Linked DNA regions of Homo sapiens: region 1 is linked to region 2. The links are chromatin contacts, found by Hi-C in ENCODE. All regions are on one chromosome and are shown on one strand. Each heading gives the region's core, a stretch centred on a gene start or an enhancer-like site at or near the end of the contact. The rest is flanking DNA. Distances are from core to core; before and after follow the strand shown.

Evidence for each region. Hi-C counts contacts between places; a loop is a spot of excess contacts on that map. Pooled maps may share reads with other maps.
Region 1: a map of GM12878 shows a loop between it and region 2 (3-fold over the local background). The contact joins two enhancer-like sites. A Hi-C loop is called at or near these places in 1 of 168 maps with a recorded cell type or tissue (GM12878), 15 of 37 single-sample maps with no recorded cell type and 6 of 50 pooled maps.

The regions. Positions count from the first base shown.
Region 1 is chr14:42,424,684-42,430,566 of GRCh38, forward strand. No RefSeq gene overlaps it. Among named protein-coding and RNA genes, the nearest start is that of LRFN5, 820 kb to the left of the region's middle. Within about 2 kb of position 4,413, at least 2 of the 41 ENCODE cell types and tissues checked have a DNase peak (open chromatin) inside an H3K27ac peak, as active enhancers do.
Region 2 is chr14:42,221,628-42,227,024 of GRCh38, forward strand. No RefSeq gene overlaps it. Among named protein-coding and RNA genes, the nearest start is that of LRFN5, 620 kb to the left of the region's middle. Within about 2 kb of position 1,429, at least 4 of the 41 ENCODE cell types and tissues checked have a DNase peak (open chromatin) inside an H3K27ac peak, as active enhancers do.

The DNA of each region.
Region 1 (5,883 bases), core at 3,163-5,662, 210 kb after region 2:
ACTGGTGGATCTGGAATGCAGCTCAGGCATTCTGGTTGCTGAGCAAGGGCCCTTAACTTCTGTGATAAATTTCCTCTCCTTACCAATGTATTGCAAAATATTGTTCTGTGTGAAGCTCCTCTGACTTATTCACAATGTGCAAACCAAGGAAAGGTTACATTTTGTATGAAAGAGTAGCTTTATTTCTCCTATTCTTGTTTTTTATTATCTACATAGTAATTGGATATTTTGATTCTAGCTGTTATTATGTGTATGGAGATGATGCCATTTTTGATAATAATAAGGCTGGGGAGGTAGATTTTAACTAGTTATCATAAGGCATATACAAAATCATTCTACCTTATGTATGCATGATTGAATGTAACAGTAAAGCAATCTTGCAAATTATAATACTTGAATTTACATAACTCCCCTCTTCCCTTTTCTTTATAGTTCTTCTCAGTGAATCACAAAAATGCGATGATTGAATTTTTCTTTAGTTAATATTTCTAGTTGAAAACACTATTTTACAGTATAAAAAATAAGTGAACTGGTGAACTGAGAAGGAAGTCACTTAAAGAAGTTTTACACATCATTATGAAGAACATTTCCAGTGATGCTGTTTCTGACTCTTGGTTTTCATAATCAAGGTAAACACGAAGCTATGAATTGATAATTCGTGGTCTCCCACAAGGTGAGAAAAGCATTCTGCTTAAATTTTCAGAACTAATTTGTATGGCGTTATTTCCAGTAAGCCTTAATTTATTAGCTAGATTCAAATTATCTTGTATTTTCTTAATGAAGAGAGGCATAGGTAATTTAAAGGATTCTTCAATAAGCCTTCAAGTTAGATGTAATTATCTCTTCTCCTTTTCGGAACTACATGAAATAAGATTCACTTTGAAGACCACAAAGAATGGATTTAACTGCAGTCAAATATGCCAGCCCATGGAATCTACTGATGAGATTGTGATATCTCTGAGAACAGACAGTACTTTTCAGTTTAGCAACTACAAAAAGATAGAGATATCATAAGACTACTTTCCAGGTTCAAAATCAAGATTTTAATTTATTTTTTTGTTTTGTTTTGTTTTTGTTCAATTTTTTTTATTATACTTCAAGTTTTAGGGTACATGTGCACATTGTGCAGGTTAGTTACATATGTATACATGTGCCATGCTGGTGTGCTGCACCCATTAACTCGTCATTTAGCATTAGGTATATCTCCTAATGCTATCCCTCCCCTCTTCCCCCACCCCACAACAGTCCCCAGAGTGTGATGTTCCCCTTCCTGTGTCCATGTGTTCTCATTGTTGAATTCCCACCTATGAGTGAGAGCATGCGGTGTTTGGTTTTTTGTCCTTGTGATAGTTTACTGAGAATGATGATTTCCAATTTCATCCATGTCCCTACAAAGGACATGAACTCATCATTTTTTATGGCTGCATAGTATTCCATGGTGTATATGTGCCACATTTTCTTAATCCAGTCTATCATTGTTGGACATTTGGGTTGGTTCCAAGTCTTTGCTATTGTGAATAATGCCGCAATAAACATACGGGTGCATGTGTCTTTATAGCAGCATGATTTATAGTCCTTTGGGTATAAACCCAGTAATGGGATGGCTGGGTCAAATGGTATTTCCAGTTCTAGATCCCCGAGGAATCTCCACACTGACTTCCACAATGGTTGAACGAGTTTGCAGTCCCACCAACAGTGTAAAAGTGTTCCTATTTCTCCACATCCTCTCCAGCACCTGTTGTTTCCTGACTTTTTAATGATTGCCATTCTAACTGGTGTGATATGGTATCTCATTGTGGTTTTGATTTGCATTTCTCTGATGGCCAGTGATGGTGAGCATTTTTTCATGTGTTTTTTGGCTGCATAAATGTCTTCTTTTAAGAAGTGTCTGTTCATGTCCTTCACCCACTTTTTGATGGGGTTGTTTGTTTTATTCTTGTAAATTTGTTTGAGTTCATTGTAGATTCTGGATATTAGCCCTTTGTCAGATGAGTAGGTTGTGAAAATTTTCTCCCATTTTGTAGTTTGCCTGTTCACTCTGATGGTAGTTTCTTTTCCTGTGCAGAAGCACAGCCAATATCATACTGAATGGGCAAAAACTGGAAGCATTCCCTTTGAAAACTGGCACAAGACAGGGATGCCCTCTCTCACCACTCCTATTCAACACAGTGTTGGAAGCTCTGGCCAGGGCAATTAGGCAGGAGAAGGAAATAAAGGGTATTCAATTAGGAAAAGAGGACGTCAAGTTGTCCCTGTTTGCAGACGACATGATTGTATATCTAGAAAACCCCATTGTCTCAGCCCAAAATCTCCTTAAGCTGATAAGCAACTTCAGCAAAGTCTCAGGATACAAAATCAATGTGCAAAAATCACAAGCATTCTTATACAACAACAACAGACAAACAGCCAAATCATGAGTGAACTCCCATTCACAATTGCTTCAAAGAGAATAAAATACCTAGGAATCCAACTTACAAGGGATGTGAAGGACCTCTTCAAGGAGAACTACAAACCACTGCTCAAGGAAATAAAAGAGGTCACAAACAAATGGAAGTGCATTCCATGCTCATGGGTACGAAGAATCAATATCGTGAAAATGGCCATACTGCCCAAGGTGATTTACAGATTCAATGCCAATCCCCATCAAGCTACCAATGCCTTTCTTCACAGAATTGGAAAAAACTACTTTAAAGTTCATATGGAACCAAAAAAGAGTCCACATCGCCAAGTCAATCCTAAGCCAAAAGAACAAAGCTGGAGGCATCACACTACCTGACTTCAAACTATACTACAAGGCTACAGTAACCAAAACACCATGGTACTGGTACCAAAACAGAGATGTAGATCAATGGAACAGAACAGAGCCCTCAGAAATAATGCTGCATATCTACAACTATCTGATCTTTGACAAACCTGACAAAAACAAGCAATGGGGAAAGGATTCCCTATTTAATAAATGGTGCTGGGAAAACTGGCTAGCCATATGTAGAAAGCCGAAACTGGATTCCTTCCTTACACCTTATAGAAAAATCAATTCAAGATGGATTAAAGACTTAAACGTTAGACTTAAAACCATAAACACCCTAGAAGAAAACCTAGGCATTACCATTCAGGACATAGGCATGGGCAAGGACTTCATGTCTAAAACACCAAAAGCAATGGCAACAAAAGACAAAATTGACAAATGGGATCTAATTAAACTAAAGATTTTAATTTAAATGGATCTAAAAATTCTTAGCTATAATGTAAATATGCTTACATTTCAAAATGCTTAATGACATGTAAAATGCTTGTACATGTAAAAATGCTTTACATGTAGCAGCAGGCTTACATAATGTGCATTAAATAATTTTAATAAATTATCTTAATATATCTGAGTTTAAAATGTTTATAGCAGATTTTAAACTCAATTATTTGTTTCCAAAGTTCCAGGACTTTGGTCTGGGTCCTGCTGCATGTAAAAATGCTTAACTATGTGAAAGATAAATAAAAAATTCAGAGATACTTGACTATTTTTAGTACTAAATTCAATATTATGCTGATGGAGCTTTTTATTACATGAACTTTAATTAAACTGATTTTATTAAAACTTATAACCTGTTTCTTATTTAGTCGAATTATGTTACCTATGGGTTACTTTAACAAGCTTATTTTCATAGGCAAATTAAACTACCAAACTTTGATTTGCTTAACCATTTAATATAATATCCAAAAACTTTAAAATGTCTCAAATGGATTTTATAATTAAACATAATTAAAGTTATCATTTACAGTGTCACAAAACTTGCATAATAATGTAAAGTAAATGGACTCTATAAAAATGTGCATCAAGTTATTTAAGTTTATTTACTTTAAAATAATTTTTCAGTGATTTAGTATTTACTAGATTTGTAAATAAGTCATTGGAGTTTTTAAAAAGCTAACTAAATGAAAAATATATATTTTACATTGTTTTACTCTATATTTGTGTATGTGTATGTGCATCTGTGAATTATGTATGAAATAAAATTAATGTAGTTATCTTCTAGGTTTTAGTGTTAGAAGAGAAATTACAAGTGCACATTTGGGTACATAGGACATGGCCTCTGTGGAGTAGTGTTGCAGCCTCCTTACTCCTTAGTTTAGTGAGGTCTGAGTTCTTGTTCCAAAGCCAAGAAGAATAAGGCACACAGACATTGGAGAGTAAAGCAGAGTAGGACTTATTAAGCAACAGAAAAGCTCTCAGCAGTGAGAGGGGACCCAAAGAGGGGTTGCCAAAAAGGGGGCTGAGTTTTGGGTCTTTTATGTGGCAGAAATAAGGAAGTCTTCTATGGGTTCTGCCTTAATGGGAGGGCTAAAATTCCCCCTGGGGTGTTACATTTGTGCATGCCTGGGGTTGACTATAGTAACTCTATCTTGGTTGTTACCCATGAGTGCTTAAGTGAAATACATGGTGGGGGGTGGGGGCTAAAACCACGATGCTAATGGCATTATAATGAGTTCAGGGTTATTTTAGGATGCCCTCAGTTCTTGTCTGTGCCTGTGTGGGTGGCTGGAAAGTCCCTTCTGAGCAAGCATCTTGGTATAAGATTAAGTTCTTAACTACATTTCCTCCTGCTAGCTACATAACAGAGGTGGTGCAGGTATGTTCCCACAGGTATAGTTCCTCTTCCAAGACACTCCCTCACTAGTTGCCTGACCAGTTCCTACCTGCCTCCTCTCTCAGTAGGTTTTATTTTTTTTCTAGAGAAGTTATGAAGATAAAACTGGCCTAGTTGTTCCATAGAACTTATGTTTATGGTTTCTTTTGAATAAACATAGAGATTGACCTTCCCAGTCTTGATTCCTGAGAAAGCCACATTTGTATTACCTGAGCTTCTTTCTCAGGAAACGAACCATCAGGCCTCCTGGATAATATCACGGGGATATTACCACATCTGGACAATGAGACACCAGTCAACTCACCTATAATGATTGCCTAATTGACTGCCTGCTCCCTGTTGACCAACTCCTCTTCCTTACCTCTCCCTGATTCCTGATTTCCCACACATGATAATGTGTCTTACTTGCTATATAAAATCAATCATTTTAATGTGTCAGGGAGAAGAATTTGGGAATGATTTCCCACCTCCTTGGCTGCAGCACCAGATTAAAGCATTTTTCCCTGGCGATACTCCTTGTCTCAGTGATTGGCTTTCTGTGCAATAGGCAAGACCGAGAATGAATCCCTGATGTTTCAGTAGCAAAGATATGAGTTATAAATCTAATTTTTTAAAATACTCAGATATATCAAGATAATTTATAAAAGATATTTAATATATATTATGCAAACCTGCTGCTATTATCAATTACATTTTTGTTATGTAAATTAAGAAATTGATGATTCTGAAATTTATGACATAGAAATAGCTAATGGAATATATCCTTTGTCTTAAAAATATGATTCTAACAAATAAATGCAAATTTATCTAATAGAAGAAACAAAACCAATGAATGATATAGTGGTGTATCGTAACTCACATGGAAAATTAGTATCAGAAAATGGTCTCTTGATTCTAAGAATAATACTCTTACATAAAAAAAAAATCTAGAATTCACCAGGTTTTAAGGCTGGTTTGTAAGCATTTGCTGGTCTAATTAGCAGAATATTGGATGAACTTGATATTCAAATATTTGATTAATTACTTGAGGAAATGAGTAACTCAAGTCACACACATATACTAGATAGTGGAAAATCCCATTTAAATACTTGCACAATTATACATGTATGTATGCCTCACTCTTCATTCAAAAGGTAAGTAGTTTTATACATTGGGGTATTTTGCCTGTCTGTGGTCAGAGGATCTGAGATTAGATTGTTACTTTGATATTTCCCAATATATGTATCATAGAAAAGAATGATAT
Region 2 (5,397 bases), core at 179-2,678:
TCTCTGCATTGTTTTTGCACATCCTCCACCATCTCTTTTACTGTGATTCTTTCTTTGTGTCTTAGTATCTTTCAGCCCTTCTCAGGCAGTTGGTGCAGCAAACGTCATGAATATCAGTGGCCCATATTCATTAATTTGGGACATCATTTCTTTTGTCTTTAAGATATTTCTATTGTGTTTTGTTGTTATTATGGTATCTTTATGTAATCACTATGCTACTGAAAGTAAGAGTTTAATTTGTTAAATGCTAGCTGGCTTTATTGTATATGAATGAATAGATTGAAAATATCATGTGTCTGGCTCCTTTCTTCCTTCACTTTTTCCTTCTTTCTCTTTCAATCCACAAACATTAAACCGTGCAGTTGTTAAAAAAACCAGATGCCAAAGCTAAACTGATAGTGTTTAAATCCAAACTGTGCTCCTAGTAACTGTGATCTTGGATAAATTCCTTAATTTCTCTGAGTCTCAATTTTCTCATGTATAAAATAAGAATAATTACAGCAGTTGTGGCAGCTAGAATAATGACTCCCTAAAGATGCTCATGTCCTAATCATCAGAACCTGTGTGCTACTTCACATGGCAGAAGGGATTTTGCAGATGTGACTAAGCATCATTAGAAAGGGAGGTAATCCTTAAAAGAGAAATAGAGAGGAAGGAGAGTCAGAGCAGAAGATGTAATGGAGGCAGATAACCAGAGTGATATAGCATGATAAATACGTGACCGGCTATGGATGACTTTGAAGATGGAGAAATTGAGCCTGAGCCAAAAATGTGGGTGGCTTCTGGAAGCTGGAAAAGGCAAGGAAATTGATGCTCCTTTCTTCCTTGCAGAAAAAACACAGCCATGCTGACACTTTGATTTTATCTCAGTGAGAGCCATTTTGGAATCCTGGCCTCTGGAAGTATAGGACAGTAAATCTGTGTTAAGCCACCAAGTGTGTAATAATTTGTCATAGCAGTAATAAATGACTGTTATAGTAGGACTTCTAGAAAATATGAGAGTTAATATTAGTAAAACAATTCAAAGAATATCTTGCTTATAATAAGCTATACAGATACGTTTTTGTAAAATACATAAGTAATATAACTAAAGAAATAAGTATTGAGAAGTATTGAGTGTCTTCTACAAGCACTTTACCCACAGGTAGACAGAAAATATGTATAAAGAATTGGCCCTCCACATATTGCGTGTGTGTGTGTGTGTGTGTGTGTGTGTGTGTGTGTAATAGCTCCTGAGGTACCGAGGGGTTTGGCACATCCGTGTACAAAATGACAGGCACATGCAGTAGGTACCATCTGTAGTTGCTTTAATGATGCTCTTCTAGTACTTTTAGATATAATTCTGTGAACATAATGCTCACCTCTGAATGGTTAAATACTGAGAAAGAAGAAAGCTTTCAGATCTTTCTATAAAACAGTACTTTCAGTTCAGAGAGCTGGTTTCAGTTCAAAAACCCCCAATTTAGTTTTAGAGAAAATCCCCAAAGTATCAGTGTACACAGAAGTGCTTGAATAGAAAAAAAGCCTTGACTTCTGAGAGGAAGTAAAAACTGCACTTGAATAATCACCAATCCTCTCAGAAAAGTCTGCAGAGAAAACCTGATGCAGCTGGCCCACTTAGGATCGACTTTTCAGGTGTTCTTCTTCAGTGAATAGGTTGCAGATGTCAGTATAATCACAGCAGATGGCTATCCCTCTTAGTTCTCAGAGAGCGGTGCTCTGAAACTCCCTCTCTGCCAGTTGGGCTGACTCAGTACTTTTGTGACTCCAATTACTATAGCCGTGCAATGCCAAACCACATGCCTGACTCTTGGGAGAGGAGCTGTTGTTCTCTTCCCTGACCTGCTTGAATGACAACCTAGAAACACAGACATGAAACATGCCTCAAGAGATACGAAAAAATTACTTCAAACACCCACAGCCCAGAAACAGATTAGGAAAAACTGCAGTTCTTGGGGGTTCCCTTTGGAGAGATGATCAAGGAGATTATCTCTATTCTCAGAATACATAGTATTTTTCAGGACATCAATAATTTAGGGAAACTGAAACCCTGCTAGATCATCATTATATATTTTTCAGAAAGATCTATCTATATGTTTTACTATAAGTACAGTTTGACTTCCAGAAAATAGAAAAAAAAATCTTCAGTTTTCCAGTACTAAAACTAAAGAAAAAAACTCAAAAAGTATTTTATTTGCATTTTAGAGAAAACCTGTGTGTATCACTAATTTATTAAGTATGTAATTTTTACTAAGCACTGTTCTACATGCATCATTTTAATCATCGTAACTTGCTCAAATATGTTGATTCAATGGTGTGTACCTCATAGATAGGAATTTCAAGATATATGTAAAAACTGTTTGAGGATAAACACAAGTCCAGATTTGTCTAACTCCAAAGCCTTTGCTAGTAGCAATTCAACAATTCTGTCTTTAAGAGCCTTTTCTGGGGACAGTATGATTATCCAAAAACACACAGGGCAAAATTTCAAATAGGAAGGAAAAATTCACACAAACACATACACCTATGTGTCTACTCCTAAGAGTCTGGTATTTCATATTTTCTCTGTGACCTTATCTGTTACATCTCTGGATATTGAACTTGACTGTGCACAGCTGCTTTACTAAATATTAAAAACCCAGAGGAAGCACAGAGAAGCTTGCACCACAGAGGGCCCAACAGTGCCTTTATCAGAAGGCCATAGTACTAAATCAATGTAACCAAAATGTACTTTCATCTCAAAGTGCTCAAATCAGAGAAGTTACTTGAAAAATGCAACACATTTATCTTCCAGACAACAGATTCCTGGTGGGTTACTCCTCCATTCTCCCTAATCTGTGTGATTTCAGTCCACCAGGGGGTGCCAGAGCAACAAGGAGAGCAGTGCAATTCCAAGGAAGGGGACATAGATTTTCTTCTAAATATGACTGATCCATGAAGAAAAGTGTCTCCTATTGGCAAATTCCTGATAAACTGATACTTTACAAAAGTCCATGGTTTTTATTTTAGTTAAGGGAAAATAAATCTATTTTATATATTCATGTGCTATTTATGTATATAGATAGTTCTACAACTTTGTTTATCTGTTAGAATATTTTTTCCTGCCAAATTTGTCAGACTTATTATCAAGAGGTAATTCATTTCGCTTTCTGCCTTTTTTTTTGCCGTTTAATATGGCTCCTAACAGAAAAGCAGAAAAGGTCTGCTAAAATGATGGGAGGCATATAGTAAAATTGGCTACATAACAATAGAGGTAGTGGTGTTTGGGGGAAAAAAAAGCGTTTTTAGAAAATATGTAAACTTCTTAGAACTCCACAAAGTAGATACTACTTATAATAGTATTGCTAAGAAATTTTATAAAGTGAAAGTTCTCATTTCATGTATCTCATTGCACCACTGATTTTTTAAATATGGTTTCTGTTTTTATCCTTTTTTGTGTATATTTGTGGAAGTGTACGTGTGTCACATGTCTGTCATATAATATATGTAGCATATATATTTTATAACAATAGATTTATACTATGCGTGTATGTATAATTTGCACAGTTTCTTTTTATTCACTTCATATATCATGAACATCTTTCTACATTAGGACATAAATAACAAGTTCGTTTTTTCCATAGCTTTATGAAGGGATAATTGACAAATAAAAATTTGTCAGACTGTACTACCCCACTTTAGGTTAATTGCAACTACTTCATGTTAATTCTTTTATTTTACCTGACTTTAGAGCAGTGGTCCCCAAACTTTAATCTGCATATGGATCACCTGGGTATCTTATAAAAATAATAAACTAGAGCTGTCTAATTTTACAGGTAAAGCTATGCCAAGAATTCACTGTTTTTATTATAATGCATTTGATTTTAGCACACTGGTGACAAATGGCTCAAAGAAGAAAAAAAATATATTGTAAAGAAACACACACAGCAAGCCTCAGGAAATGTATGATCCAGGGCAACTGTGAGGGGTTCAGCCTAAGAAATTCTTAGACCTTCACTGTGGTATTTTGTCACTAATCAGAACTTATTTACAATTTACTAAATCAGTATGCTTGTGCTATCCAGTTCAACATCCCAAATGAAGTAACTATATTGTTTGTTGACTGGCAATTAAATAATTTTCCATGGGCCAGATGGTCACATTTGAGACAATAAGCTATGATTATGGAAAGGGGGTTCACGAGGTATGACATTAATCTCAGATCCATTCTTTTAATCAAGCACACATAGGTTTCAATTCTTAAAGGATAAATTATGGGCAGAAGGAGCAAAACAAAATGCATTTCATATAAATTTTCTTCTTGTTGTTTTGTTTGGTTTTGTTTTGTTTTCTAGTAGCAACTTTGTTTAGCATTCCGTAGGTTGCTACAGTAAAAATGAGCATGGTGCAGATTGCTATGGCAGGAAACTACTATAAAGCAGACTAACCTGGCAGTGTGGTTTTGGGCACATGATCTCAGCTAAAACTATGGCACTGAGAGTCAATATGGAGCTGAAGTTAATTGAGAAGACTAGAATCCTTTTGGAGAAAATAGAGTAATCCCAAAATTCCTACAAGGTTTCCAGGTAGCTTCATGGGAATCTCATGATAAGATAAAAGAGAATAAATTATAGCACATTAAAACTTCCCCCCAAATTTTAGAGTTAACTAATCCACTTCATTGAGCCCTAAACTTATTATGTACTATTAGTTTTGAATTTCAACTTTTATTTTAGATATAAGGGCCACAGGTGTAGGTTTGTTACATAGGTATACTGCACCCAGGTAGTAAGAATAGTACTCAATAGGTAGCTTTTCAGCCCATGCCCCACATCATCCCTCCTGCCACTGGTGGTCCATAGTGTCTGTTGTTTCCAGGTTTATGTTCATATGTGCTCAATCTTTAGCTCCCACTTATAAGTGAGAACATGCAATATTTAGTTTTATGTTCCTGTGTTCACTTAAAATTATGGCCTTCAGCTCCATCCATGTTGCTGCAAAGGATACGATTTCATTCTTTTTTATGACTGAATAGTATTCCATTGTGTATAAATATCACATTTTCTTTATCCAACAGACCATTACTAGGCATCTAGGTTGATTCCATGTCTTTGCTATTGTGAATAGCACAGTAAGAAGCATATGAGTTCATGTGCCTTTTGGGTATAATGATCTATGTTCCTTTGGGTCAAATTGGTGGCTCTGTTTTAATTTTTTTGAGAAACCTCCTAACTGCTTTCCACAGTGGCTAAACTAATTTATACTCCCACAAACCATGTGTAAGTTTTCCTTTTCCTCTGCAGCCTCACCAGCATTTGTTGTTTTTTAACTTTTTAATAATAGCCATTTTGACTGGTGTGAGATAGTATCTCATTGTGCTTTTGATTTGCATTTCTCTGCTGATTATTGATGATGAGC